2 separate regions of the Homo sapiens genome follow, and region 1 is linked to region 2. A link is an interaction called in ENCODE POLR2A ChIA-PET data of the cell type or tissue named here. Cell type or tissue: endothelial cell of umbilical vein. All regions are shown on one strand. Each heading gives the region's core, and the rest is flanking DNA. Links, peaks and the distances in the headings are about the cores only.

Region 1 (4,396 bases), core at 271-4,270, 480 kb before region 2:
ATAGTAGACATGAGAACTATAAATATTCAGTTCTATATATACTGCTTAATGTCGTTCAGGGAGCCTTCTGTAAATATCAGGGCTGGAGCAGGCACATAAACAAATCAGGCTACATTAATCCAGTGGTCTAATTGTTGGTCATGATTCTTAAAAATGCTTATTTATGGGATTATACAATAGCAAGGGAAGTTAAGGACTAAAATGAATCGCAATTCAAATATTTTTATTCAAAGTACAGACATGTGGGATATGATCATTTGTTGATAAGGGGGAGAGGTACCATTCAGTGGCTTTCATTTTCCCAACTCAGATCCCAGGACATAATCTAGTGTTCACACGAATGCACACTCGCATATACCCTTAAGTGGATTCAGTTCTTGACGTTAGCTTTATGCATATTAATTCTCACTTGAGAAAAGGTGGCTTACATTCATTATTTCTGTTCTTCACTTGCCCTCCTCCCCAGCTCATCAGGTGTGGCTGAGGTAGGAGTAACAGTCCCTGACACCATCACCGAGTGGAAGGCAGGGGCCTTCTGCCTGTCCGAAGATGCTGGACTTGGTATCTCTTCCACTGCCTCTCTCCGAGCCTTCCAGCCCTTCTTTGTGGAGCTCACAATGCCTTACTCTGTGATTCGTGGAGAGGTCTTCACACTCAAGGCCACGGTCCTAAACTACCTTCCCAAATGCATCCGGGTAAGGAAAATGAGGGTGAACAGGAAAGGTGGGTAGAACAAAAGATTCCTTTGATCAGTCAGCTACTGATTCTGTTCCTGAGACTAAGGATAATTCAAGGGATTGTGTGTTAGCACTGTGAATAATTAGTGCTATGCAAAGCAGGACATGATCAGAAAGATAATACAATGATATATGTGCTATGGGTGCTTAAATCACGGCTCTCTAAGCCACACCTTGCTTTTCTATTTCTTAGCGCTTGCAGAATTCTTTGCTGCAAGTTAGGTTATATGCCAGGAACATTCTTGAAGCTGACACACAACTCAGCTTTCTCAGTTCCACGAGAGTCATTCTCCAACCCGTCATCTTGAAATCTCCAAAATATATAATTTTAATTTATCTTATAGCACTTATCTCTTTGTAAATTATGTAATAGTGGTTGTATATAGATCATCTTTCTTGTGACACAATATCCTCAAGATCGGGAGCCTCTCATCTACCATTCCCAGTGTTTTATGTCTTGTATGGATTAGACATGTAATATATGTTGTAAGAAATAGGAGAAGAAAGGAAGGAAGAAACTATGAAAATCTACATAGCAGCAGATAGTATTCCCTAGGGCAATATACAATCACTGCTTTTCCCTTTCCTCTGCCACTGCCAAGCCTGCACGTCCACAAGCTACCCTAAGGCAAATGCCAAATCCTCCTAATACACAACCAATCTTGATTTGTATCATTGCCATTGCCATGCTTCTTAAAGCATGGATGAATCTATGTGACATACATTTTTCTTACAAATCCCAATTTACTGCAGCATCTCACACTTGGCCCCAATTCTATGTGTTCGTGTCGTTCCATATTCTGATCATTTCTGTCTCTGCCTCACATGGGGTGATAGGTCAGTGTGCAGCTGAAAGCCTCTCCAGCCTTCCTAGCTTCCCAAAATACAAAGGGAGAAGAATCCTATTGTATCTGTGGAAATGAGAGACAAACCTTGTCTTGGACAGTGACTCCTAAAACTCTGGGTGAGTGACAGTACCCAAAAGGGCCTATCAATCAACAAGGACGGTGGCTGTCTGAGTACTTTTTTCATCATATTCTCTCTTTTATTTGCCATAGATATAATTCTATAAAGTTAGTTTTTTTTCCTATTTCTATCCACTATGACCTCCTCCCACTGTTCTCACCCAAGCTAGTCCCCAGAATCACTATCTTGGACATTGGCTACTTAGTATACATTAACCTTGTGGGTTTCTTTTTTTTTAGCCTTATTTTCTATTCTGGACAACTATAAGTTTAAGGTGCAGCCCTTAAAGGTGATTGGACTATCAAAGTGGATACTCATGTTTTCAATATTCCTTGTTTTAGGGAATGTGAACTTCTCAGTGAGTGCAGAGGCAATGCAGTCCTTAGAACTCTGTGGAAATGAGGTTGTTGAGGTCCCTGAGATTAAAAGAAAAGACACAGTCATCAAAACCCTGTTGGTGGAGGTAACATATTTTTGGGAGTCCCTAACAACTGTAAGAATGCAACACCGGGCGGTCACTCTTGAGACAACAAAGAACCATTAATATCATGCTCACACAATACATCCTGTAAGACTAATGGAATTTCCTGCCCTAAAAGCATTGCAGCAGACAACATTGCCAGCTATTGTAAATTTTTTTTCACAAATTATTTGAGTGCAATTTCCTTTTTTTTTTTTGAGACGGAGTTTTGCTCTGTTGCACAGGCTGAAGTGCAGTGTTGCGATCTCGGCTCACTGAAAGCTCTGCCTCCCGGGTTCATGCCATTCTCCTGCCTCAGCCTCCCGAGTAGCTGGGACTACAGGCGCCTGGCTAATTTTTTTTTTTTTTTTTTTGTATTTTTAGTAGAGACGGGGTTTCACCATGTTAGCCAGGATGGTCTCAATCTCCTGACCTCGTGATCCTCCCTTCTCGGCCTCCCAAAGTGCTGGGATTACATTGAGCGCAATTTCTTGATCTCCACCTCTCTCCTAAGATTCACATATCTCTCATACCCATTAGCTTTGATTTACTGCCCTTATTATCTCTTCCCATTTTCTCTCTACCACCCTCCCTGGTTCTTCAATGTTTTATGGATTTGTAATAATTCAATAACAAGTAGGATGTTATGTTCTCACTTATAAGTGGGAGCTGAATGATGCAAACACATAGACACATGGAGGCGAGCAACATATATGGGGCCTGTCTGAGAGTGGGAGTGACAGAAGGGAGAGCATCAGGAAGAATAGCTAGTGGATGCTGGGCTTAATCCCTAGGTGATGGGATGATCTGTGCAGCAAACCACCATGGCACACATTTACCTATGTAACAAACCTGCACCTCCTGCACATGTCCCCTTGAACTTAAAACAAAAGTTGGGAAAAAAAGAGTAGGATGGTAAACATCATTCGTGTAAACCCTACCCATCAAAGAAAGGAATCCATGTGGTTCTCTTGTCACCAGGATGTTTCTATCTTTTCTCCTTTTCTTTCCTTTCATCCAAGGCTGAAGGTATTGAGCAAGAAAAGACTTTCAGTTCTATGACCTGTGCCTCAGGTAAGAGTCCATCTTCATAATCATAGTGAGATCAAAACCACAAAGGGGTATAAACCTCAAGTTACAATGCACATTCATTTTATCTCCCAGTTTTCAGAGTGTTCCATGAAAGTCAGCATAATACTAAATATTTCTTTATGTATGTTTTACAGATGAAGACATTGAGCCCAAGAGAGCAAGTTAATGTGACTCAGGTGGTACAGACAGGACTAATACCTGGGCTTTCTTGGTTCATACGTAGCCCTTTTACCTGGATAGCCCAGTGGCTGCTCACTGACAAGCCCAGCTGCAGAAGCTTAGAGTGTCCCAGGATGAGGTAGAAAGAGAGCAGGGTTAGCCGGGTGTGGTGGCTCACATTTGTAATCCCAGCATTTTGGGAGGCTGAGGCGGGAGGATGACTTGAGGTCAGGGGTTTGAGAACAGCCTGGCCAACATGGTGAAACCCTGTCTCTACGAAAAAAACAAAAATTAGCCAGGCCTGGTGGCGGGCGCCTGTAGTCCCAGCTACATGGGGGGCTGGGGCACGAGAATCGCTTGAGCCGGGCAGGGGGAGGTTGCAGTGAGCCGAAATCACACCACTGCGCTCCAACCTGGGCAACAGAGTGAGACTCTTAAAAAAACAAACAAGCAAACAACAACAACAACAAAAACTAAAGACAGCAGGGTCATGATAAGTTTGAATCCCAAGAGATAGTCTCTAAAACAGCTGCTGACAAAACATATAGCATTTCCTACCCATCTCACTAAAAATGTGTGTTTTCCGTGTAGAAAATAATTTACATTTAAGTTCATCATATCATTAAGAAGTAGTTGTAGCTTTTATACAGAACCGCCACATTATTAGTTCTATGTCCACAGTGTATACAGCACTGTATTTGTCATTTGAGAAGGACTAATTTAAGGTATATTCATGTTATCTATTTATAAACATGGGAATCCATTCAAATATAGTGTAAGGGAGGCAGTAAAATAACTTGTATTATCATGGTTATAAGTCTTAATATTGCTACAAAAGTGGAGAGCGATAGTTCCCCCACTAAGTCTTAGGCTTCTTTTAGAAAGCTACTGAGCACAGCCATGCAAAAATATAGTTAAATGAGAAGAGGAAGGACTCTGGAAGTCACACAGTGCCAAAAGCAATTAGACTATCAAAGGTAGT
Region 2 (4,396 bases), core at 253-4,252:
GGACCCAAGAATCCATTAACTGAGCATCACCTCTAAAGATTCAACAAAAAATTGTTACTAACACATACATGATTCTTCAAATATGTATGGATTCTATTTTGATAAAGTATAACTCCATTTAAGTCATAAATGGATTTTCTACAGTCATAGAATCTTTTTATCAATTATGCTTTTTCTCGAACTTCAGGCATGAAAAAATGACTGTATTGTAGGAAACTGTAAAATGTTTTGAGGTTTAAAAAGGGACCCACTGACATGCTGGGACAAAGAGGGTTTAGCAGAAAATCCTGAGTTTAGTGGAGAAAACATGGCTTATTGCCTAATAGAGTGGGCAAAAGTAGGTCAGAGTCCCTGACAGTCACAGCTGGTAAGGAGTGATGTCACTAGAGAAATGGGGATGGGGGAGGTGGAATTTAAGGTGGGGAAGTAGAGAGACCCTTTGAGGGCGCAGAAGAGGGGGGATTTACAGAGGCAGGTTTTAAGTCAGCCTTTTGTAGGCTGATTGCAGAAACAGCTGAAGCCCCATTTTCTCCTACCTATACCCAGCCTGCGTTCTCCCAGGCCTCATTCCCCACCTCCGCATCACCACCATACCCTCTCTGCTGGAGACAAAGACACCGGAGAAAGGACTGGGGAGAAAGACAAACCTGAAAAGGAGTGATTTCAATAAAAGAGAGAAAGGTGAGGAAAAAGTGAAGGAGACTTTAATCAAATCCAGGGAAACGTGACAGAGAGGAAGAAATAACAAAGAGAGGCAGATGGAAAAAAGAGTAGGAAGTACAGGAGGAAAATATGGCTGAATGAAACAAGACAGATTAATGAATAGAGCAAAGTAGTGTTAGAAATATAATTTCTATTAATTATTTTGGTTTAAAATATTAATTGAGCAAAATGCTGAGAAAGAGAGATTGTAATGGTTGCAGTTTGAAGTCAAAATATATAGTTACAATGTTTTGGCAACAAAGCAAAACTAGGCTGCTCCCAACGAGGACGTCTCTTTTCAGCCCACATTCAGTCTAAAAGTTATGCTGTCCTTGTGTTTACCAAATCTAGAAGAAAATCTCATGACTAAGTTAAATATCTTATTCCAGGTATAAGTAGCCCCTGTTAAATTTTGCTAATAAAGTAATAACCATAGATCTTTAGAATGTGGAGATAAGGTGTATTTTATTATCCCTGTTTTGAAATATGTCATGCATGGCCGGGTGCAGCGGCTCACGCCTGTAATCCCAGCACTTTTGGAGGCTGAGGCAGGCAGATCAGCTGAGGTCAGGAGTTCGAGACTAGCCTGGCCAACATGGCGAAACCCTGTCTCTACTAAAAATAGAAAAAATTAGTCGGGTGTGGTGTCGGGCACCTGTAATCCCAGCTACTTGGGAGGCTGAGACAGGAGAATCTCTTGAACCCAGGAGGCCAAGGCTGCAGTGAGCCGAGATCGTGCCACTGCACTTCAGCCTGGGCAACAGAGCGAGACTCCACCTCAGAAAAAAAAAAAAGAAAGAAAGAAATACGTCATGCACTTCACACATTATTTTAATCACACACACAAAATTCTCTAATCCTGTTCAATTAATCCCTGGATCAAAACTTTCATTATGCTCAACAGCCCTCCTTTAACAACAACAAGTTTTTTTAATTATATAAAAACAGTAATGCTCATTTCTGAATAATTGTTAAGGTTTAAAAATCCTCTGGTATAACCAAAATATACCTGTAATATACATTATTTCAAGATAAACCATCCAGAAAGAAATGGGGGAGACTAAGAACTATGTCACTGGAGTACCAGGAGAACTAAAAGTATGCAGTGCCTATATCTGAAAGAATGTGTTGTTTTTCTTTCTGCTCTTCTTCAAAATTTTCCTTTCTAAGAAAATAATTTCTATTATTTATCTTCTGTTTTCTCATTCCCCTTTCCCTAAATCTCGCTTTTCTTGTCTCTTATTGTAACAGCTTCTGTTTCCCTCTCATGTTGCCCCCATATTTTCTTCTAAATTCTGACTTTGTTGTGTCTTGGCTTAATCTGCCAGACTTCCACTAAACTTTCAGAGCTGGAATCAGAACAGTGCATTTGGCAAAAAGCCACACATACCACACAACCACAAACAAGCACTCTGGCTGCAAGATCTTTTCAACAATCCACTCCCGTTTCTTGCAGTCAGCAATTCATACAGGTTCATACATGATCTGAAATAAGCAACACATACATTCTCATACATTTCACATGCACATGGCCTCTGCAGTCAGCTCACAAAGACACAATGTCTGCAGAAAGGTCTTGCAGCATACACAGGCAGTGCATTCTCCACCCCTTTCATAAGCTCTTCCTGAATGGCTGTTTCTTCTAGACACCTCCTCCCCTCATGCTGCCTGGCAATGACTCCCCTCCTTTTCCTGCAGTTCTCCAAGTCCTAACTGCAGTGCCATCCATCACTCTCCCAACAGATCCCCAGGCAAAGCAATTGTTTCTTGAAGCTCTCCCAGGTCACCTGCTTTTTTTTTTTTTTTTTTTTTCTTCCTGACTTGGAACTTGCTCTAGCAAAAGGACTGTCAGAACAGATTCTCCTTCTGGAACACAATAATGTAGGCTGGTCCCCAGTACCCTGACTCCCTAATTTGTTCCTACAGATTTTAATTTTGACATGGATGGCTTAGGGAGAAAGCAGAAAGGAAGGAAAAAGAGAAGAAAACAGAAAGGAAGAAAGGAAGGAGGGGAGCCCTGGTAGAAATTTCATTTTGTCCAGGGCAACTTGGGGACTTACAAAGGAAAGACGAGAGAGCAGAGGCAGAGAGAGGAAATGGAGCAAGAAGTGTGAAAATAAAAGGAGAAACAAAGAAAAGAGGAAAAAGTATGAAAAATAAGTTGTAACATTTCTCTGGAGCTTTTTGTTTCAGAAGTGACCACAGAAGGAGGATGGAGATACTAAGAAAAAGTTAACAGGAGAAACAGTAATGAAGAGGAAAATCCTTTGATGAGGTTGTATGTTTTGAAATGTCCTAAAAAGACAAAATCATCATCACAAATATCTGCCACAAGGGAGATTTAAACTCCTAATTTGAAAGTACTCATGATGCTTAGAGAGGAAGCACATTTGAATTTTACTTAGATTATTTGCCCAAATATTACAGTATTTGAGACACATACTAAAAAAATTATATTGTTTATCTGAAATTCACAGTAAACGGATCATCCTGTGTTTATCTGGCAATCATGCCCTCGGGGGATTCAGGTACATACTCAAATTTGAGAAATACTGGTATGAAGTAAGAAAGCCTGCATTTAATGAGATCATCTGAATCAGAATCACTTGAAGGTGGTCGCCAAGTACGTATTCTTACCCCACCACAGACACACCAGATTGAAATCCTTAGAGAAAGAGCTGAAGATTCTTCATTTTGTTATACATTGATGATTCTGATGCACTAAAGTTCATAATCGCTGATTTCTCCATAATTCCTGTGTGGCGCCCTCTCCAAATCTGCATAGGATTGAACACTGCAGCTATATATATGCAGCTGTCTATATAGCATTAACTTTTTAAAAGTCAGTGGAGGCCGGGTGTGGTGGCTCACACCTGTAATCCCAGCAATTTGGGAGGCCTAGGCGGGCGGATTACGAGGTCAGGAGATCGACACCGTCCTGGATAACACGGTGAAACCCCGACTCTACTAAAAATACAAAAAAAAATTAGCCGGGCGTGGTGGCGGGCGCCTGTAGTCCCAGCTACTTGCGAGGCTGAGGCAGGAGAATGGCATGAATCCGGGAGGCGGAGCTTGCAGTGAGCCGAGATCGCGCCACTGCACTCCAGCCTGGGCAACAGAGCGAGACTCCGTCTCAAAAACGAAAGAAAACCCTGAATAAAAAAAAAAAAAAGAAAAGAAAAAAGAAAATAGCTGGTCATGGTGTCACGCGTCTGTGGTGGGGAGGCGGAAGTGGGAGAATTGCTTGAGCCTGGAAGGCGAAGGTTGCAGAGATCGGGCTACTGCACTCCACCCTGGGTGACAGAGTGAGACTCCGTCTCCAAAAAGGAAAGGAAAGGAAATGAGAGGAGAGGAGAGGAGGGGAGGGGAGGGAAGGGGGAGAGGGCTCGGTGGCTCACACCTGTAATGTAATCCCAGCACTATGGGAGGGCAAGGTGGGTGGATCAGTGGATCAGCTGAGGTCAGGAGTTCGAGAGCAGCCTAGCCAACATGGTGAAACCCTGTCTCTACTAAAAACACAAAAATTAGTCCGGGCGCGGTGGCTCATGCCTGTAATCCCAGCACTTTGGAAGACCGAGGTGGGCGGATCACAAGGTCAAGAGCTCGAGACCATCCAGGCCAATATGGTGAAACCCCGTCTCTACTGAAAATACAAAAATTAGCCGGGCGTGGTGGTGGGCGCTTGTAGTCCCAG

What was found. ChIA-PET counts read pairs that join two places held together with the same protein. Peaks named below come from ENCODE experiments on the same cell type or tissue, not always from the same donor. Only the 100,000 strongest peaks of a DNase experiment are listed, where the experiment ranks them.
Region 1: POLR2A ChIA-PET joins it to region 2 with 13 read pairs; 2 of 35 experiments call an interaction of 5 or more read pairs at or near these places.

Annotation. Positions count from the first base shown.
Region 1 is chr12:9,161,438-9,165,833 of GRCh38, reverse strand. It overlaps PZP (PZP alpha-2-macroglobulin like), which reads left to right. Exons shown (of 36, transcript NM_002864.3): 19 at 467-695; 20 at 1,575-1,701; 21 at 2,045-2,166; 22 at 3,186-3,237. It also overlaps a transcript of KLRG1 not described here. Among named protein-coding and RNA genes, the nearest start is that of PZP, 45 kb to the left of the region's middle. In endothelial cell of umbilical vein, for the core only: no CTCF peak of the experiment used is centred there; DNase peaks (open chromatin) are centred at 1,483 and 2,213; H3K27ac peaks cover 1,544 bases.
Region 2 is chr12:8,685,939-8,690,334 of GRCh38, reverse strand. It overlaps a transcript of RIMKLB not described here. Among named protein-coding and RNA genes, the nearest start is that of RIMKLB, 9.9 kb to the left of the region's middle. In endothelial cell of umbilical vein, for the core only: no CTCF peak of the experiment used is centred there; a DNase peak (open chromatin) is centred at 2,344; H3K27ac peaks cover 786 bases.